Linked DNA regions of Mus musculus: all the other regions are linked to region 2. The links are chromatin contacts, found by Hi-C in ENCODE. All regions are on one chromosome and are shown on one strand. The core of a region is the stretch at or near the end of the contact, and the rest is flanking DNA. Distances in the headings are between cores, read along the strand shown. Region 1 has its middle 12 kb from the start of Gm41262. Region 2 holds the start of Ddx23 (DEAD box helicase 23). Region 3 overlaps Egflam (EGF-like, fibronectin type III and laminin G domains). Region 4 overlaps Lifr (LIF receptor alpha). Region 5 holds the start of Ugt3a1 (UDP glycosyltransferases 3 family, polypeptide A1). Region 6 has its middle 44 kb from the start of Gm30559. Region 7 overlaps Wdr70 (WD repeat domain 70).

What was found. A loop is a pair of places that touch in the nucleus more often than their neighbours do.
Region 1: a map of T-helper 17 cell shows a loop between it and region 2 (17-fold over the local background). The contact joins the enhancer-like site here to the promoter of Ddx23 in region 2. A Hi-C loop is called at or near these places in 2 of 37 maps with a recorded cell type or tissue (T-helper 1 cell and T-helper 17 cell).
Region 3: a loop to region 2 is called in a map of T-helper 17 cell, with 12 times the contacts of the local background. The contact joins the enhancer-like site here to the promoter of Ddx23 in region 2. A Hi-C loop is called at or near these places in 2 of 37 maps with a recorded cell type or tissue (T-helper 17 cell and T-helper 2 cell).
Region 4: a map of T-helper 1 cell shows a loop between it and region 2 (17-fold over the local background). The contact joins the enhancer-like site here to the promoter of Ddx23 in region 2. A Hi-C loop is called at or near these places in 2 of 37 maps with a recorded cell type or tissue (T-helper 1 cell and T-helper 2 cell).
Region 5: a loop to region 2 is called in a map of T-helper 1 cell, with 16 times the contacts of the local background. The contact joins the promoter of Ugt3a1 here to the promoter of Ddx23 in region 2. A Hi-C loop is called at or near these places in 2 of 37 maps with a recorded cell type or tissue (T-helper 1 cell and T-helper 2 cell).
Region 6: a loop to region 2 is called in a map of T-helper 2 cell, with 17 times the contacts of the local background. The contact joins the enhancer-like site here to the promoter of Ddx23 in region 2. A Hi-C loop is called at or near these places in 2 of 37 maps with a recorded cell type or tissue (T-helper 17 cell and T-helper 2 cell).
Region 7: a loop to region 2 is called in a map of T-helper 2 cell, with 18 times the contacts of the local background. The contact joins the enhancer-like site here to the promoter of Ddx23 in region 2. A Hi-C loop is called at or near these places in 2 of 37 maps with a recorded cell type or tissue (T-helper 2 cell and regulatory T cell).

What each region holds. Positions count from the first base shown.
Region 1 is chr15:7,478,647-7,481,698 of GRCm38, forward strand. No RefSeq gene overlaps it. Among named protein-coding and RNA genes, the nearest start is that of Gm41262, 12 kb to the left of the region's middle. Within about 2 kb of position 1,736, at least 1 of the 3 ENCODE cell types and tissues checked has a DNase peak (open chromatin) inside an H3K27ac peak, as active enhancers do.
Region 2 is chr15:98,661,238-98,664,274 of GRCm38, forward strand. Ddx23 (DEAD box helicase 23) reads right to left here and starts at 1,652. Exons shown (of 17, transcript NM_001080981.1): 1 at 1,586-1,652.
Region 3 is chr15:7,215,765-7,218,694 of GRCm38, forward strand. The region is part of intron 19 of Egflam (EGF-like, fibronectin type III and laminin G domains); the gene reads right to left. Among named protein-coding and RNA genes, the nearest start is that of Lifr, 88 kb to the left of the region's middle. Within about 2 kb of position 1,352, at least 1 of the 3 ENCODE cell types and tissues checked has a DNase peak (open chromatin) inside an H3K27ac peak, as active enhancers do.
Region 4 is chr15:7,171,806-7,174,697 of GRCm38, forward strand. Lifr (LIF receptor alpha) reads left to right here. Exons shown (of 20, transcript NM_001358593.1): 8 at 1,051-1,180; 9 at 1,586-1,755. Among named protein-coding and RNA genes, the nearest start is that of Lifr, 44 kb to the left of the region's middle. Within about 2 kb of position 1,270, at least 2 of the 3 ENCODE cell types and tissues checked have a DNase peak (open chromatin) inside an H3K27ac peak, as active enhancers do.
Region 5 is chr15:9,278,405-9,281,107 of GRCm38, forward strand. Ugt3a1 (UDP glycosyltransferases 3 family, polypeptide A1) reads left to right here and starts at 1,425. Exons shown (of 7, transcript NM_207216.2): 1 at 1,425-1,643. The coding sequence starts at 1,550.
Region 6 is chr15:6,948,196-6,951,211 of GRCm38, forward strand. No RefSeq gene overlaps it. Among named protein-coding and RNA genes, the nearest start is that of Gm30559, 44 kb to the right of the region's middle. Within about 2 kb of position 1,722, at least 1 of the 3 ENCODE cell types and tissues checked has a DNase peak (open chromatin) inside an H3K27ac peak, as active enhancers do.
Region 7 is chr15:7,932,799-7,935,548 of GRCm38, forward strand. All of the region lies in intron 10 of Wdr70 (WD repeat domain 70), which reads right to left. Among named protein-coding and RNA genes, the nearest start is that of Gdnf, 120 kb to the left of the region's middle. Within about 2 kb of position 1,498, at least 2 of the 3 ENCODE cell types and tissues checked have a DNase peak (open chromatin) inside an H3K27ac peak, as active enhancers do.

The sequences.
Region 1 (3,052 bases), core at 486-2,985, about 91 Mb before region 2:
CTCCTCCTCCTGCTGAAGCCCCTCTGACCTTCTTGCTATCCTTACTAGTCCAAGTTTCATCTTGACGTGAGAGGAGAGCTGTCTCTCGACTCTTTCACGCCTTCAAGTGTCTAATTGAGGTCTGGCCAGAGGACTTCATTCCAAATCCTAGCCCTTCCTGGACTTCACTGATACTCGCCACTGATATTCCTTTTGGTGGCACTTAGGATCCTCTGGACATCCGATATTTTACTTTCTTATTTGTGAGCTGTCTATCACCCTCACTAGGATATAATAACTCTACATTTTCTGTGCGTATGTGTGTGTGCTCATTTATATATGTACAGGCAAGTGCATATATGTGTGTGGGTACAGAGGCTGGAAGACAACCTCAGGTATCATCCTTAAGAGCACCACCTACATACTTTGACATAGTGTCTCTCCTTGGTGGTTCCCAGTTATGCTAGGTTGGCCAGCCAGCGGGTTCCTCCTAACTCTGCCTCTCCAGCGCTAGTATTACAAGTCTCGGCCAGCACCGCCAACATTTTTGATTGGTTCTGGGATGGGAGTCAGGTCCTTATGCTTCCAAGACAAGATGTTTGCTGACTGAGTCCCTCCCTGTGATCCATATGTTTTGTATGCTTCCGATTCTCCAGAAAACGGTGCTTGCCTTTAATGCTCAAGGGATATTTGATGAATGAATATAGGAAGGGATGTATTCATTTATAACATTCCCCCAGATTCAAAGACTATGCAAGCAGCTTGTAGAACACAAGTCAGTACATACACAATGATGGACCTTCTGAATGTAGAATGCTAAACTTGAAACACAGAAACTATTTTTCTTAAGTCATTAGAGCATAGTGTTACCTAAGATCAAATGCATGGGGGGGAGGGTGGAGATCTGGGGCTTGAGGCAGATGCAAAGAGAGAGCTGATTAGAGCACTAGTAACCAGCTTGGGGCTATCTGGGGCTCTGCAAAGACAGATGGGAAGTTTTGCTAAGCAGGAGTTGAGATGGGGAAAGAAGCAGGAAGAGGGAGAAAACCAACTCGACCTTTCTTGGACCCCTGAGGACCTGGTTCACAGAACATCTCTAATAGAATCCCAAGAAGTTAGCATTTGTGGAGGAGGGCGCTGGAGCCAGCCCAATGGGTTTAGCAGCCAGAGTGGAGATTCTTTATAGAGGAGGTGAGCTCTGAAGCTGGCTTTTAAAGACAGGTGAGGCTCATCGTCTCAGGAGGGAAGTGGACAGAGCAGTTATTCCAACCTGTAGCAGCCTTGCCGGGCTGGCAGAAACTGGCCAGGGTGCTGCAAACACATAGCTGTGCTAGCAAATCTAAAAATACCCACCTCTCTCTATTTTTTACTTTACCTCCTGATCTCTTGCTCTTTTTTTCTCTCCCTATGTCCCATGTTCTTCCTTCTTTGAGGATCCTTTCTAGCAACACTTAAGACTTACTTCTCTCCTCTGGAAATCTCTGGCCAGCAGGGAGGGCCAGAACCTTGCTGGACTCCCTGCTGTTCAGGTACAGGTTGGCAGCAGCTCCAAAGGCCCCCCACCTTCCTGGGCTCAGTTCTTTCAAATGCCAATTAACAGGTGTCAGAGCGCCGGTCCCGACCTCTATCTACATAACAACCCAACTGCTTTGGCTCTCTACCCGCTAGCATAAATATCGTGGTGTTTGAGCCCTTGGGGCCTGTGGAGTTTACAAGTATGCTGTCAAGATCTCTTCATTGGGCTGGCGCTTGAAGTGCTGCCAAGCTGTGAGGGGACGCCTGTGCTTTCATGTGTTCCCAAGCACAGGCGGCCCTGGCTCCCAGAGGAGCCCTGTGAGGACCAAGTGTCGGTGTGAATCTCAAACAGCAAGCTGACATTCCGGTTGGGAGTGTGACAGTGCATGCCTGGGTGATGATGCCAGGATGGCAGGTGACATGGGTCACGGCAGAGGGGGAGAGTAACTGGAGTGGCTTCCAGTTACATGTCCTCAGAGCTCTGAAGGATGGGACCGGGGTCTGGGGAACAGTTATAAAATGATGTTACAAAATCCGGATGTGCTGATCAAATTGAGACCACTGAGATGGAGCCTTGAGAGCACAGATGATATCCCTGTTCCCAAAAATGGCACTGGACGTGGGTTAATCTGGGATTAATGACTTCGCAAGCCAGAGACACAGACCACAGTCAACCAGCAGAAACACTCACGCACACATGCACATGCAGTGGTGTGAGCTCACACAGGGGAGGGAAGGGTGGGCACACATTCCACGTGCCCTCGAAAGCTCTAGAGGAATGTCTCCTTCAGGGTACCCTCCCTCCCCCCAGCCTCCTGGGTGGCTGTTCCCTTCTGGGTAAACATCTGAAAACAGGGAGGCTGCCAGGGAGGAGAAAGAAGAGGAGGGTGTGGAATGGGAAGGGGTGGGGCATGGCGACAGGAAGAGCTCAAGAGATTCTCAAGTTGGGTGACTACCAAGGTTGGCTTGTCCCAGAGGGCAGTTGGGCCTCAGCCTGGTGGGTGGTGGAGGAGCAGGCACAAGGCTGGCTCCCACCAGTGGGGGCAGCATCTCCCCGCCTTTGCCACTCCCCCCCCCCCCCACACCTTGGTCTCTGCTCAAAACCCAAGGCTGAGAAAGTTTGTTGGGTTTGTGTAAAGTTATGCCCTCTCCAAAGAAAACAGTATCAGAGGAGTTGGGCATAATTTGACTAGTCTGCATTGGGATCTTCCCAGGAAGTTAGGAAAGCACTCACTCACATTAGGAGGCCTGCCCAGAGGCTGCACAGACAGACTGCTCAGCAACAGTGTTGTTCTATGAACCCTAACACAGAAGAAATACTTTCCTGATTCCCACACTTCTTTTGATGTTTGTCAGAGAAGTCCAGAATGTTCTAGATTTGAGATGCTTGGGGGAATCTAAGGCCTGGAGGTAAGTAGTCAAGTGCAGAGTATCACACTTCTTTGAGGGCAAAGAATAGATTATCAGTCTCTACTATGCCTTCTGCTATGATATTCCTCTATTCCTTCTTTTCTCCATCTTGTCCACACCAGGGTGTTTTACGGAGATGGTGGTTTAC
Region 2 (3,037 bases), core at 402-2,901:
CAGCATCCACATGATGGCTGGCAAGCAAGCACCTGCAATCCCAGGGGATCCTGACGCCTTGCTGTGACCTCCTCAAACACTAGGCACTCAAGTGGTGCACAGACATAAACACATGAAAAACACCCATACATACCACCACCACCCCAAAAAACACAAGAATGAGGAGAAGTCAAATCATGAAATTGTTAGAAACCAGGGCAAAGGTGCTTGGATTTCAACTTAAAACCAAGAGTAGGAACTAGAGATTTGGGGGGGAAGTGGAAGTTACTGGTGACTTTCACTACAGCTGTAGGGAAAAAAAGGAAAAGGAAAACAAAATAAAGACAGGGGGCTGGGGAGATGGCTCAGCGGTTAAGAGCACTGACTGCTGTTCCAGAGGTCCTGAGTTCAAATCCCAGCAACCACATGGTGGCTCACAATCATCTGTGATGGGATATGATGCTCTCTTCTGGTGTGTCTGAAGAGAGCTATAATGTACTCAATCCACTAAATAAGTAGATTTTAAATAAGAAAAAGAAAGAAAGAAAATAAAGAAGACACTAAGCTTGAATGGCGTTTGTCTGGGACAGAATGAGAACTGTCAATAGAAGCAAAATACACTGTTAGGGGCCCGTGCAAAGGCATGTGACTCTCAACGTCATCTCAACGAGAACATTTGGAGAACTTTAAGCAGAGTATAATACGACCAAAAATTACATTTGAAAAGAATTACTCTGGTGACTTACAAGGAAATATGTAGACTTGGTTTTTGTTTTTTTTTTTTAATTACAGAAAATGCTTAATAGTCTACAAGTGTAATCATAGCACTAGGAAGGTGAAGGCAGTACTGAGCGTCCAAAGACAAAATGGACTAGGCTGCATACTGAATTCAAGGCCAGCTTAAGCTCCAAAAGACCCGGGCTCCAAAAGACCCTGGCCGTGCTTCCCAGTTCTCTGTAGGGCAAAGGCCAATTGTTTTCATTTAATTGTTCATCAAGCGCTACTATATATGCAACATTCAGCTGTAGGCCCCGTGGAAACTACAAAATGAAATTCTGTCCACAGGAAGCAGCAGATGGCACAAGACACGCCAAGATAAGAACGTTCAGGCGAAGAATCCAAAGTTGCCGGTCCTTTCCATTCGTAAAGAGGATATGGAAGGGCCCACAGAGGAAGTGGCTCGTTTTAAAGTACGAGTAGAATTTGAAGATGTGCAACTGTGGGTTAGGGTTAGAACTAATCTCCGGCCGAAGCACTAGTTGGCAACCCCGAGCCGGAAGGCATGGGGTGGGTTCTGGGAGCACATTAGAGTTCCTGTCTGGCCGAAGTAAGGAAACAAGAATTAAGTCAGACTGACGTATAACAAGGGCGATGTCCACGGGCCAAAGTCTAGGCTCATAATACAGTCCTGGAAGTGGCCTGTGCCCTGGGCAGCCAACACTGCTCCCGGGGCCCGCGCCCCTTTCACTCTTGCCCGCCGGAGCTGCCCTGGCTCGTGCCCCTTCCCTGAGGCGTTCTTCCCCTTCCGGGCTGAGGCTACGGCTATCTTCCCGCTCCTCACCCACTCTCCAAACTCGTGGGAGCCGCCTCCACCGCCAAGACTCACCACCCCGCGCCTGAACCGCCTAACGCGGCCTCAACGTCGCCGAACAGTCGCCATCTTTCGCGTTTCCAGATCACGGAGGAGCACCCAGGCCGCGCGGCAAGCCGGGAAAGGGAGTTCCTGGGCCTGCACCACGCGAGCTGACGAATAGGCCCTGAAAACTACCAATCCCAGAATGCACGGCGCGAGGGCCGGCCAGGCCGTAAGGTCTTCTGGGTAATGTGGTTTGCCAAAGGTTCGGTGTTTGTAGGAGAAAGAATTTTCCAAGTGTTGTCTTTCTACTTACAAGGTTCTTCCGCAGCAGTCTTTCTGGAATCTTCTAGTAGGTATTGCAGTTGATTTCAGTCAAAGCTGGCAGCTTTCAGCGAGAAAGTTTATACGGTAACAAATAATTTGCTTTTTTTTTTTTTTTTAAAGATTTATTTATTCATTATATGTAAGTACACTGTAGCTGTCTTCAGACACACCAGGGAGTCAGATCTCATTACGGATGGTTGTGAGCCACCATGTGGTTGCTGGGATTTGAACTCTGGACCTTTGGAAGAGCAGTCGGGTGCTCTTACCCACTGAGCCATCTCGCCAGCCCCCCCCCTTTTTTTTTGAAAAGTGTTTTTTATAAAAATTGTGAGAGAGATTATTGCCTCCGTGGATGAATGGAAGATAATGAACTAAAGATTAGTTCACTGGAGTAGCTTAGTACTTCACAATGAAGGTAGTACAGTTTTCACAGTAGAACTACTCCAGTCACAGGAGTAACCTTGGGGCCCCGGCAGGATGAATGCCTGAACAACCCCAGGGTACCCACTGTCCCCCTACTCCCAATAAATAATAAACTAACATTTCAGAGGTTTCCCTGGAAGGACTTCCCCCTCAAGTATCTTACTATTTATTCAACATTCCTCATGGGACCTTGCTTCCTCGTTTCCCTGGTCTTCAGGAACTGCCCACTTGGGCTACTTGTTATTGTTGATGTCTTCCTTCAGGTTCTCCATACATCAGTCCACCGAATTTTTCTTCTAGTCGTAGACCCACTTCCTTTCTCTTGGGTTCAAACAGTACCGTCAGCACCCGCTGAAACAGAATACAACATTGTGCGAGGTAGGATGGTTGAGATTAACCAGGGTACCCACTGCCTCCTTTTACATTTTCCATCCTCGGGTTTGCTTTAATCCCACATAGTTGTTGGTCTTTCTACTTTAAATTTATTCTATTTTTATCTGCATTGGTGTTTTACCTACATGCATGTCTGTGTGAGGGTGTCAGATCCCCTGGAGCTGAAGTTATAGACAGTTGTGAACTGCCCTATGGATGCCGGGAATATGAACCTGGGTCCTCTGGAAGAAAAACCAGTGCTCTTATCCACGGAGTCATCTATCTCTCTAGCCCCAGGTCTGGTTTTTCACTCTGGGTATTTTTTCAGTTCTCAAACAGGGTCTCAGAATACACCCTAACTAA
Region 3 (2,930 bases), core at 102-2,601, about 91 Mb before region 2:
ACTGAGTCCTAAGTCACCTAGTGTGGTGTGTACCAATGGCTGACAGACTAGCCACCAAGGCGGGACACACACACAGGTATACACACAGACACAGACACAGACACAGACACAGACACACACAATCACACACACACACATCCTCAAAGCTCTCCCTCCACAGGTATGTACTTCCTCTAACTACGCCATACCCACTCCAGCAAGGACACACTCACTCCAACAAGGCCACACCTCCTAATAGTGCCACTCCCTGTGTGCCAAGCACTCAAACACATGAGGCTATGAGGGCCAAACCTATTCAAACCACCATGGCTAGAAAGTCTAGAAACTTGAGTATACCGCATTATCTCAGAGTCTCCCTCCTGTTTGTACTAGAAACATTGCGATCTTAAGAGTGAGTGTGTGCACCCTGGAGAATAGTGTACACTCTAAACCTCTCTGATGCAAGTTCCTCAAGGCCAGAATATTTTGCTCTGATTTATTTATCCTTTTATTTTTTTGTTGTTTTATTTTGAGACGAGGCCTCTTGTAGTAGTACACATTGCCTATAGATCTCATTATGAATCTGAAAATGGATCGCTTCTCGGCTTTTTGGTTAAGATCAAGTGTGTGAATCTGAAAGTGGCCTTGAACTCCTAACCTTGCTTCCACCTCAGAAGAGCTGGGATGACGGGCGTGTGTAGCCATACCTTCCCACCAAAGCCTCCGAACCAGCCTTTTCTCTCACAGACAAGGAGCCAGGGGCTGAGAGAAGTTGGCAGTTTATGTGAGCTCACACAGCCATGGGAATCAAGTATGTGGAACCCTGAAGCCACTTCAGATCCAGTTTCTCAGGGTGGGCTTTCTAGAACACTTGGGTGCTTGCTGCCAATAAAATCCCACACTAACTCCATCAGAGCCTGGGGTGGGCAAGCCCAGGAATCTACGTAGGGGACAAACTCCCTAGTGACGGTGACTCACTGTGTGCTTGGCTTTTTAGATTACCTGCTTACATCATAGACCTGCTTGCTCCCAGCCCATTGTAGCCTTTCCGGTGCATCCCTGTGGAGTGGATGGATGTGTAACTACCCAGACGGAAGTGCCCAGTGAGCAGCAATAGGTGGATCTAGATATGGGTGCCAGCTCTACCCCTACCTGGGCCCCAGAAGTGTATCTTATACAGAACACAAGGAAGCACAGAGGCAACTTCAGCTACTCGAGAAAGAAACAGTAACCTAGGGTGTGAGTCGAGGATAGACTAGGGGGTTAGACGGGTGGTAGGAGGCTGGCAGGGGCTCCTCCAGGGCCTGGGGTGAGAGAGGAGCTGGTAGGAGCCTGGTGGCCTGTGTGTTCAGGTCCCCATGCACTGACTTCAGCTGGCAGTTGAGGGGGAGTTGGGATGCCCCGCCCTCTTCTCAGCTCCTGTTTCAGTTCCCTTTTCTGGGCACACTCAAGTACTTGAGGCCTGAGTGAGGTTAACCACAGGAAAACCACAAAGAAATGACTTTGAAGCAGCGAGCTGACAGGGGTGGGAAGAGCACCTCCTCATCTAACCTTGGGGCCACAAAGAGTAGGGAGCAGTGCTGGGGTCACATCACAGGTCAGGGGAGAAGGCTTAGTTTGGAGAATCGCTGCTCCTCACCTGTCAGTGTCTGCTCATAAGCCACGTACCACCACGACAATGTCCCCCATCACAAGGCTGAATCACAGAGCGGGTGGGATGTTAGGGGAGTCACATTTCCCCTCAAAACGTCTTCTCTTCAAATTTGATAGCTTCATGCTAGCCTTGCCTAGCTGGCTGAAACCCCACTACCCTCAGCACATGACCGATAGCAGCCCCAGAATTAATTAATTCTGATGATTTCATTATTATTATTATTATTATTATTATTATTATTATTATTATTATTTGCTGACCACTCAGGGATCCTCATTTTGGTGCTCCCTTAGGAGTCAAAGCTTAACAAATCCCTAATAATAATACCTCCACGTGGGGCTAACGACCCAGAGCCACACTGAGGCTCTCAGCAGACAACTGAATCTTGTGGGGAAATGCAGCCAGGTGAGGCTGCAGCCTGGGAATTGACGTTTTTTTAACAAGTTCTGCAAGGGCACTCTTGCTTGGTGGCAAGCACCTTTTATAGTCTTGATGCCCTGGCTTTTCATACTTAACAAGACAGCCCCTACCTTTTAAGAAATTGAGCTCTTGCTCTGTTTGGTAAGGAGAAGAGTCGGGGGGAAGGGGAGAAAGTGTCCACCGTTGCTTGTTTTGTTTCTTGATTTTTTTTTTCAAGACAGCACTTCTTTTGTGCAGCCTTGACTGCCCTGGAACTAGCTCAGTAGACCAGGCTGGCCTTGAACTCACAGAGATCCACCTGACTCTGCCTCGCAAGTACTGGGATTAAAGGTGTGCATCACCACTGCCTGACCAGGTAATTCTTTAACTGTTGCATAGCCATCCAGTTCACAACATGGAGAGCTACATGAACTCATTTAAAAGATGTAAAAACTGCAGGGTGGACATGCTTTTCACCCCAGTGCTAGGGAGGCAGAGACAGGCAGAGCTCAGTGAATTTAACAACCTGGATTATACAGAAAGGTTCCAGCGTCAGCCAAGACCACACAGTGAGACCTTGTTTCAGAAAGAAAACAAAAATAGTATTCATTCACACAGACAGGAACATACACAAATTAAAATAATATAAGGAAATTAGTCTTTCAAAAAGAAAGTAAGGTCCTGGGGAAGATGACTCAGCATTTAAGAGCACTGGCTGCTCTTCCACAGGACCCAGGTTCAATTCCCAGCATCCACACACAGCTCACAACTGTTTGTAACTCTAGTTCTAGAGGACCTGGTACCTTCTCATAGACATAGGACCAAGATGCAGGCAAACACTAATGCACGGAAGAAAGAAAGAGAGAAAGGGAGAAAGGGAGAGAGGAAGAAAGAGAGA
Region 4 (2,892 bases), core at 20-2,519, about 91 Mb before region 2:
AGACTGCCAAACATTCCCTCGCCATCCTCGGTGTCAGCTAAAATGCTAGCAGAGGAGCCTGGGAGACGTCAGTGAGTAAGACACTTGCTGCGCAGTCCCATGGCCTGAGTGTGGTCCTTGGAACTCACTCCCATAAAGACAGAAGGAGAGAGGCAGCAGGAGAGAGAGCGAGCCCCCACTTAATTGTCCTCTGGCCGCCGCACGTGCTCCATGACACACATGCCCCACGTGCCGTGCACACAACCAATATTAATAAACAAAGAATGTTAAACTAAGGAAACCGTTACGGGGATCTCTTGGGAGAATATAGAAAAATTTGTGTTTTGGTTGACATCTACCTACTAGTTGAAAAATTCAGCTCCTTCAAAAAGAGTATTATTTCTACAGAATATTTTACCAGGCAGATTCTTGTTTTTAACTTTAATAGAAAAATGAAAAATACTTGCATAAATACCACTTTAGGATGGATCTGTATCTGTAGCTGATTGGCTATGCAAACGTATCTTGTTTAATCAAGCGCCAGACTATAATGGTTTTAGATACCACTTGAAAGTTTTTGCACCTTCCTCCCCAGAAGTGACCTTTTTCTTTGTTCTCTGCCCCAAAGTAAAGCCAGGGCGAATGGTTCCTGTGAGCAGCGGCTGTGGCTTTTAGCATCCTGATACATCCTTCTCAGCCACAGTGTGTGAATAGATGGGATATGGTAGCCGTTTCACACTGTACATTCCCAGGGCTTGACTTAGAAGACTTTGAAGTCAAGGTTAAGGAAAAGCAATTTAGTTCATTTCTCCATTTGCTGTTGGGAGTTTGCATAGGAGCTGGGTTGAGAGTAACTCCTCAGAGTCCCTTAATAAACTGTTTTGAATGCAATACAAATTATAACAACACATCTTGCTGAAGCAGTGATGATTTCTGCCCTATCCAAAATGGAAATGTGTAAACAGCCAATTGTTTTTAGGGAATTATGCAAAAATCCCACTTAACAAAACCGTAAAACTGTAGATTGGAGGAAGACATGTGTAACCCCTTTGTCTTTCTTCTTCCTGTTAGATCCTCCCGATGTTCCTCAGAAGCTGAGCTGTGAGACACATGACTTAAAAGAGATTATATGTAGCTGGAATCCAGGAAGGATAACTGGACTGGTGGGCCCACGAAATACAGAATACACCCTGTTTGAAAGGTAATGTCAACCAGGAAAGAGTGCTGGTGGCAAAAAGTCTGGAAGGACCTGTTGAGTGACACAGGAGTGTCTTGGCACATTGCCACCATTGTCACGGATGTACTGTGGCACAGGGCAGTGTCCTGGCACATTGCTGTATTGGTACCTTATATACTGTAATAGCTGCAGTTGACCTGCATGCAGCTGCACTTTCAGGCCTTCTCTCTCAGATGCCTAAAAGGAAGTGCCTCTGATGTGGTTTGTTTATGCTTGGCTGTTTTCTATATCACACATGGTTTTATGAACCTGTGATCAGTCTTTAATTTAAAAAACAGACTTTTTATAAAGGCCAGTAGAAATCTGCTCTTGTTCCCCCAACTACTTACATCTTACAGTCTTGAAATTGTTTTTCTTTTTAACTGACAGCATTTCAGGAAAATCGGCAGTATTTCACAGGATTGAAGGACTTACAAACGAGACCTACCGGTTAGGCGTGCAAATGCATCCCGGCCAAGAAATCCATAACTTCACCCTGACTGGTCGCAATCCACTGGGGCAGGCACAGTCAGCAGTGGTCATCAATGTGACTGAGAGAGGTGAGCCACTGTTACCAGGCAGTGTCTATAAATAACCACAATAAAAATAACTCCTAAAAGGTGACTGCACGGATTAGTGTTTACTGTTTATTTTCTTTAGAGGTTTTCTCAATTTTATATTAATTAATTAATATATTCATTTATAATTTTTATTGTAAGAATTAAAGTAAATAATTTTAAATCTGACCTTTTTTTCAGTTGAGATAAAAATTTGACTCATTTAGATCAAAACTATATATGGCTTTGTTTACTCATTCTTGAATTCTGAACTTTTTTTTTTTTTTTTTGCCAAGTTCTTGAAAACATTTATTTTAAAATACTTTTTTGACTCAGAAGTCATTGCAAAAATAGTGAGTCACAAGTGCATGAATCCGACTGTCTTTCCTCAGCAACGACCCCCAAACCAGAGCGGTGACCCTGGTGCATATTGTTCACCAGAGGGATTGCCGGCTGCATGTGGCGTGCACTCACTAGGATGTGTGTCTAAACACACAGAAGTGATGACGGGGTGGGGGAGCTCCATGGTGCTGGTGGAGCGGAGTATAACTTAACTGTGATGGCGGTCACAGTTAAGATGAATCCCATCACTGTCTCTGTCTCTCTCTGTCAGATTGCACCAGCCACCTGCCCTGCACCCCCAGGGCTATAGTATAGTGAAACCACACAGTATAAGCATTCAAGGCTGGCATTTCTTAGGATAATATCCTTGAGGGACATCTAAATTGTACACTATTAATTGTTCATCTCTTTGTGTGCCAGTGAGCTCTGAGGTTTTTTTGTTTTCTTTTTGCCAATATGTAAGGCAACTCAGAATAGAAGTAGGACACATGTAGCTTTTTTTGTGGTTGTCTCTCCATCAGCCCAGTGTACTAACTCCATGCTAGGCTCTGCCTCCTCCTGAGACCTCACAGAGACTCATGGAAGACATTGGTACAAGCAAGGGGTTTGTCACCAATATGATTACTTTTTTTTTTTTTGGTTTTGTTTTGTTTTGTTTGTTTGTTTGTTTTTTGAGACAGGGTTTCTCTGTGTAGCCCTGGGTGTCCTAGAACTCACTCTATAGACCACCAGCCTGGCCTTGAACTCAGAAATCCGTCTGCCTCTGCCTCCCGAGTGCTGGGATTAAAGGCATGTGCC
Region 5 (2,703 bases), core at 175-2,674, about 89 Mb before region 2:
TGCAATGAACAATTTCATCAGTCCTGAGATCTGATGTTTGAAACTAGGAGAAGATAGGTGTCTGATCTCCAGAAAAGGGAGAGGGAAAGAGGGAGAGGGAGGGGGAGGGGGAGGGGGAGGGAGAGGGAGAGGGAAAGAGGGAGGGGGAGGGAGAGGGAAAGAGGGAGGGGGAGGGAGAGGGAAAGAGGGAGGGGGAGGGGAAGGGAGAGGGAGAGAGAGAGAGAGAGAGAGAGAGAGAGAGAGAGAGAGAGAGAGAGAGAGAGAGAGAACTTTTGCTTCCAGAACCTCAGTGGACATGATGGTGCTCAGACACTTTGGGTGAGGGTGGAATTTCCTTACTCTCTTCACTGATACCAAAACTACTTCCATCTGGAAGGAGCCTCACACCTGGCCAAAAGTGATGCCTTCCTTACCAGCTGTCTGAGTATCCCTTAGTCTACTGTAGCTGACAATAAGTTAACCATTACCCTAATACATTTGAGAAATATGAGAACAAAAGTTTGACTGAGTTTTTGGGGGAAGAACACTGCAGTCCTCTTTCTCACACTATTTCTTCTTCTTTTTGTCTCTTCAGTTTTATGACTGTGAATTATACCAGAGTATCATGCTTAAACTCAGGCATAGACAAAGTCTTAGAGACACAAGACACACTGCTACAGAGTAGAGCAGAATTCAAGGCTGTATTCTGCATGCTTGGTAAATACAGAGGCAGATTCTTTTCCTGCTTTGGAGCTGGAAACTGCACTGGGAAACTTGGCTAAAGCAGTTTGGTTTTACACTGGAGTGTGAAGATGACTGCTCGGGGCAGTGTGCTCCTTCCTCCCGTGCTGATCTACAAGTAAACGGATCTGGACTCTGTCCTGAACTTGTTCTTGGAAGGATTGTGGAATAGTTCTGTTCTGTTTCATGAAGTTCATTCAGAATTGGAGGTTTAACAATTTTTTCTTCTGCCTTTTGGGTACATAGGCCACTAGCACATTTTCATGCATCTGTGAATAGTAAGACATGTCAAGCAATAATCTTGAGTGTTTTCCTTGAAGATTAGTTCATGATTGGCACCACTGGAGATTTAAAAACTTGTACCCAGGGTAATGAGCTCCAGACATGGCATTAGGATACAGATAGAGGAGTGATGGAGGAAGTAGCATCTTGTAAGCTTGTGACTAGGCTTGTAAAATGTCCATGGTATATGCCACTTTAGGATGCGGTCATTGACAGGGTTTGCCAAGGTCCCTACATTCCCACTTTAGAGTTTTTTGAGGCTAACAAGGAAAATATTGTGATTTTAGGACAAGTTAAAAATTAACTCTTCACCTGTTTTTTCTTTCAACACTAGTTAAGGAGGGTGAAACAGTATCCACTGGAAAGAGATTAGCAGAGACAAGGCCAAGGGCAAAAGGGCATTTGGAAAAAGAATATAAACTATTTTCTCCCTTTACCCCATTTCACGGCAACAGACAGTGCTTTGTGACAGAGCCTTACAGGATCCCTTAGTGGAGCACAGCTTTCTAGGTGTGCAACCTGTGCCAGGGCTTCACATGTTCTATAGATGGCTGCACATCGGAGTTGGCTTCTTGTGAGCTTCTTTCTCCTTGAGGTTCTTCTCTTGGAGGCTGCAAAAATCCTGACTATATCTACACTGAGTAAGTTCTTGCTGGGAATATAGAGTCTTCTTAAACTGTGATACCTGGGTTAACATGTTTCACAAAAATCACACATAATTGACCTTACATGAGATTTTTCTATCTAGGTGTAGACCACACCTGTGGGAGGGGCTATGGACTGTGTGTGCAAAGTTGTGCTCAGAGAGGACTCTACCCAAGGGAGAGAACAGCAGTAGATGGTGATATAATGTGATGTGGAAACAGCAGGAGGAATGCAGAGGGGGGTTTGTAAGAAAGGCTTCTCTACTGGGGTTTTAGTTGTGAGTGGGTGGGAGGCAGATCATGCAGTGTTCAGCCTATTTATCCCACAAAGGGAGCAGTGAACATTTCTTGATTTTTCTGGGGAAGCTAACATTCATAAACATTTTTGGTTTTGAAAGATGTTCTTCTATATAAGTACCCAGGCCTCAAAGTTTGCATGTCACCAGGACATCATCTTATTTCCAGGACCTGATATGTTACTCTTAACATCACAAATGTCCTGGTTCCATGGTTTGGTTTGGGGCTCATGATAACAGCAACTTCATGTACATGGATCACTGATAAAAGACTGAGCCAGATCTGGGTGTGGTGGCGAATGCCTCTAATCTCAGCACTCAGGAGGCAGAGGCAGGCAGATTTCTGAGTTCAAGGCTAGCCTGGTCTACAAAGTGAGTTCCAGGACAGCCAGGGCTATACAGAGAAACCCTGTCTCAAAAAAACGAAAACAAAACAAACAAACAAACAAACAAACACCAAAAACAACAACAACAAAAAGACTGGGTCAGGTAGGAGAAATACATATTAGTGCCAACAGGTAATAGGTCACAAGAAGCCTGTATATAGGCTTTGTGAAAACAATTTTCTTTTCAAATAGTCAATTTGTTTGGATTTATAGTTGAATAGGATGTAACCCAAGAATTAGGGCAAGAAAGGACACAGATATAATAGCGTGGCAGAGGTGAAGAAAGTTTTATCCCATTGTGCTAGGAAAGAATTCTAGCAGAATTAACCTTCAAACTTCTGCAAAGGATCGTAAACACTTAACTTCTAACCTGTG
Region 6 (3,016 bases), core at 472-2,971, about 92 Mb before region 2:
GAGGCAGAACTGAGTTGCAGCCTTCATAAACATGCTATCAGAGAACGTGATGATAGATAAAGGCTCTGAAAAGAGTTTTCAATGTAACTTTGCAAGGTTCAAGTAAACATATCTAGCTGGTAAATTTTCACCCAAAATCAAACTCTGGTTTCAAGGAAGTTTAAATTAAGAATTTGAGTTTTTCAAATCCTTGTCCTCTCAGCAACTTGACCCAACTCACCATACCCTCAAACCCGAGACCCCTTCCCATGACATCAAGAGATCTCCCTAGTTTCTGTCTGGTGACTTTCTGTAGCTGGCTCCTACAGGGCAGGAAGCAGAAAGGTCCTTGTTAGTTTGGGGCCATGTTTATAACTGATATAGCATCACTTCTGTGAATTGTATTGCCCAAATGAAACACAAAGCTCACCTCGATTCGACACTGTGGTAAAATCGACTGTATCTTGATGGAGGAGTAGTAAGTTCACCTTGTGAAAGAGGACGTGGAGTGGGACAAATGATGAACATCTTTGGCAAAAATGAAATCTGCAGTGACAGCAACATCAAAAATCAAATTCAGACTCTAATAACTCCAGGGCACAACGCTTTATCACGAAGCGGCATCGCATTATATGTTCAGAAGAGTGTTTCCTTCACTTTTGGCAACATTCACTGAAACAAAGGAAGACTGGTGCTTCTCAGTCATTAGCTGCGTGTTCACTCGTTCTTCCACTCACTGTCTGCAGATGCTACAGCTTTCACGAATATAAAACAAACCACGCTGCTGTTTGTATGTATACAACAATAAGCCACTAGCCTCAAGCATGCACAGTTCATTCCTCCACTTTCGTTTTGAATAATGGAATCAGAATTGGTTGTCACGAATGGTGGAGAGTGATTGACTTTTGGCCATAAAGAATGTTGGGCTGCAGCTCTTGAGGTCTGCTCAGAGTTTAAAATTTATACTTGACCCAAAGTTCATAGTTGCTTGCTGTAGCATGTATACAAGGAAGATTGTAAATTTTAAATATTTACAATCTGACAACTATTTTTCATTATATGACAATACTTGACACATAACCACTTACGGGAAAAGAGTCTTGAATTTGGTATCCAAGCCAATTACTTTCACATCCTGTCCTGAGGTCAAACTGTGGCTATGTGGCCACCAGTTGGTAGGACAATGGCCAAGGCAATCAGCTGGGTCACTGTGCAATTGAATTCCCTCATCAAAACAACCGAGACAATAGCAGCCAAATCAGATTGGCTCTGTGGCAATCTAACCGCGTGCTTCACAGCCAGATCTTGCCAATTAAATTAACTTAATTTTATATACTTTAGATACGTGACAGGTATGACTTTCACAGTGACCTGCTGTCTCCTCTTACACAGCATGACATGATGTGAACATTTCAAAGCATTGTTCCTAGGAAACATTGGGTGGTATGCATCTGACACTGGGAAAATAGTATGAACAGTATGTAGGATCCCAGATCAGTGTGGCCTGTCATTCTGGACTGTTATTAAATTTGTTGAAACACATTGGAAATACATTTAATTGTAAGCAGAAAAAATAATACTATTAAGTATTGTGGATTATGTATGGTCTGGTAAGCAAACCTTCCCAATCTGGATGGCCTTAGAGAAAAGCTCATTTCTCATGTGTGCCAAATGCTTGGCAGGGGCTTCTAGGAACTGGCTCCAAGCTGTCTTCATTCCAAGGTGCAGATTCATGAAACAATCTAGGACTCCTATTGCTTCAGAAGAGGAGACTCTACACCTGATCTCAGTATGTCCTTCTGGAACTGGAATCTGGCATTTGCCTAGCACAGAGCCAGGTCGGGGATTGGAGAGATGGCTCAACAGTTCAGAGCACTAGCTACTCTTCCAGAGGTCCTGAGTTCAATTCCCAGCAACCACACAGTGGCTCACAGCCATCTATAATAGAATCTGATGTCCTCTTCTGTCAGACAGGTGTACATGCCAATAGAGCACTCATATACATAAATAAATCTTTAAAAGAAGAAAACCACCTGCCTTTCAGAAGAGGTACCCTATGATGTGCTGGGGTAACAGAAGTATTCGGTGAGCAGTATCAAGTGCGAATCATAAAGAAGGGTGCAATGTCCATGTTCATCAGTGTGAAAAGTAAGTCTCCCTGTAACCCACATGCGGCCACTAAAGTGTTAGCTAAGCAGAGGACCCAGAAAGCAAAGCATAGCTGCCTGTTGCAGTCTTTATCTCTGGATTTATAAATTCCAATTCAGTTACTCTGTCTTTCACCATCAGCTCAGGGAATTTCTGTCCGGACAAATTTATCAGCTGGAGTTCCCTGTCTGTCCCTCTCGCTTATCGGAGTACGTGATGAGCACGTATGTACTGCATGTACATGTGTGCAGCTGAGACAGGCTCTACGATGCAACTCAGGCTGGACTTGAACTATGTAGCCCAGGATATCCTGGAATTTACCACACAAACCAAACTAGCCTCAACCTCATGACTATCCTGCCACAGCTTCCTGAGAACCGGGATTATAGGCACATACCACCACAGCTGCTGAGATTACGGTCCTGGCTCCAGACCACTGGGAATGAAGCTCAGCTGTGTTCTGTGGCCTTTGGTATTTCTCAACTCCCCTTTCTATAAAACAAGGGAAACGGGACCCACTTCATCTGACTGTTGTGAGGCTAAAGGAGATAATAGATGTAAGTAGTAGATAAATGCTTTTTTTTTTTTTTTTTAATATCAACCGCCTTCCTCTGATGAACATCAGCTGTGAGTAAGTGCCCTGTGGCATGAATTGCCTCAGTAACACTGAAAGATGAGTCACAGCACGGTCTCTTCCCTTGTGCTGTTTGGAGACAACAGCAAGGAGCCAGGTAGAGCATGAGCGAGTTTTGAAACAATTAGCTATGATTCAGATACATTCTATAAGGAAACTCAGGGTGGGCAGCGAGCGATCCTTTCCTCTCCTTATCCTCGGAGACCGATACAGAATCTGGCTTAAACTATGTGTGCAACAAAATCTTCCAAGAAT
Region 7 (2,750 bases), core at 248-2,747, about 91 Mb before region 2:
CTGAGTACCACAGACAGACACAGTACGTGGACAAATGGATACAAATGTGTGTCAATAAACAAAAGCCCACAAAACAGCATCCACACAAGGAGATGGCAAACTAGATTCGGCCCCAAACTAGCTGATTTGTGGATTAGAAAACATATATAATGTTTAAGGAAAGTCCTATGCTTACGAGATCACTGTTAGCCCAAAGGAAGGTATCCCTTGTAATTTAGAAATACTCTTAACTTGTTATACTGGTGGTGACAATAATAACACAAAGGATGATGATAATAACAGTAGCTACATTTATCTAATATGTTGCTACTTGGGACAGCTACACTATATTCGCTAATTTCCTCCTCTCTGAACTACACATAATTATCTCATTTGGCCAACAAGAAAACTTACCCATATATACATGACAAGAAACTGTCAGAGCAAAAAGTCAAATACTTGCCTCTGGCTCCAGGAGAAAGGCTACTCACTCAAATATCTACTTTTTGAAAAACTGTCATGTTCCTTCTTTGAGTATGCATGGGACAGCACAATAATAATAGCGCTCAGTGAATCCAGTCACCTTACAGCCCCAGGACCAGCAGTGTAGCTTGAGACTGGTAACACGGAGTAACTGTTCCTCCAACTATGTAATACATCACTTTACACTATTACACACTCATTGGTCTAAGGCAGATACTACCCGTCTCTTGTCTAAACAGGGGCAATAAAACAAACAAGAACAACACACACAGACATAGCTATAGAAGCTATCAGCAGCTAGCATTACTGTGAGCTACACGCTGTGTCTATTAAGCCTGTTCACCCATTGCATTTCCTCATCAGTGCTGCAGGTGCTCTCATTGCCAGCTGCCAAGGAGAGAATGGGATGCATAATAAGGTAGGACTAGCTGTCCTGGGTCGGCTCCTCCTGACACTAATGTGGATCTGGACTGTTCTCAGCAGCATCCTACTGGTCTCTTCCTAGGCTCTTTCTCTCTCAGAACACCCAGGAGAATTGGTAGGTGAGAGGTAGAGAGATGCAATAAGAACAAAGTGTGGCCCAGTGAGCACTGCACCCCTTTCTAGAAACCAATTAAAGTACCCCTCACAGGTCTATGTAAATTTGGTACATAAGCAAGCAGTGACCAGAATTTATTCAAGATCATATGGAAAGTCTCTAAAGTAACTTAAAATTTGGCAAAGAACAGAAAACAGGGGCTGACAATAAGAAAATCCCACTGTGTGGAATATTATTGTTTCTCCTGTAGCTCTTCAGTTTGGGGTGGGAACTTAGAGTGTCACAGATACAAATGTGAACACAAGGGTGACTCCCGATTCAGCTCTTTAATTGAAGGGGAACTTGGAAACCGCCATGCCAACGCCGGAAGCACAGTGCCATGGAATGACCTGCCTAGACAGGAGGGAAAGCCCGTCGGTGCCCCCTTTGAAGTCCAGCTGCCTGAGATTCACTGGCAGCCGACCTTCAAAGAGAGCCGACGCTTCCTTCCCTCAGCCTGGCCGCCAAGCTTCCCGGGCAGCTGGGCGACTTAGCCACTCTCTGCCCAGCTGTCTGTGAACTCTGGCAGTCAGTTCAAGTGAGGGATAGTGAGGTGGTGGAGAAGTGGGGGCGGGAGAAGGAAGAGAGAAGGCGGGTGGCCGGCCCAGTGGCGCCAGGGAAAGGAGGATGCTGGGGTTTCCTGGGAGTCAACCTTATCAAAGTCAGTCAAAAGACCACGCTTCCAAAGAGAACGCAATCCAACTACGCTACCAAACAACCTGCCAGGGACCAGAGAAATTTCAAATCTGCATGCTTACCATCACTAAGTAAAGCTTAAGTGTGCCCTTCTAAACTCTGGTCTGGTTCCTACAGAAAAAAAAAAAAAAGTCTACTCCCGAAATGGGGAGACAGGGAATCAAGCCAGCAGCCAATCAGCACTGTACAGCCCTTCCCTGATTCTGACTTTCCAGCGGTATGAAGTCAATGCCTCTTGAGGATGTTGGGGGCTGTTTGTTTTGTGACAACCCTCTGTTCCCCCGGCAGCCAATAGCTGGAACAACTTTTTTTGAGCCTGTGCAGCAGATGCCTGGGGAAGATTGGCTCCTTTAACATAAACAACACCAGTGTCCAATGATGTTTATCCTCAGGGACTGTGTTCTAGACACGGAGAAGAGTGTTATCAGTTACAGGTGCAAAATGGATGCTAGCTGAAAATAAGCTCTAAAGAAGTCTAACCAAGAACAAAAAATAAATCTGAACTCAGTAAAGACAGGAGACCATCAAGATGGCTGAAACCATAGATGAATGGGAAGGAAAACGTACAGGCTATGAGCACAGAAATAAAGAGAGGGATCTGCAGTTTAGAGGTCTCTGCAAACTAGAGATTAAAGGGAGAGCAGTGGTTAAAAGCTGGTGGGAAAGTTTGTAAATTCACAGAAGACTTTCTCTAATTTATTACAACTTGAACAGAAAAGAAATGCATGGATGGGCTGATCCTGGACACTACCACAAAATGAAGGAAAGACCTAAATATTCAGAGGGACTAGCTCACTAAGTTACTAGCTACAACATCTTCCCTGCTGAAAACCAGAACCAAGCAACCAGCTTTCAGGTTGTCACTGTTAGAGACATATAATCCAAAACGTATTATTTGGATTTTAAGCTATAATACTAAGGCCACTAAGTGGAGTACCAAACAACATTTGGTGGAAGTCGCCCATTGCACAAACACTTGTGTAGTCCTTAGATTCGTAAGGCATGCCAGGTATGA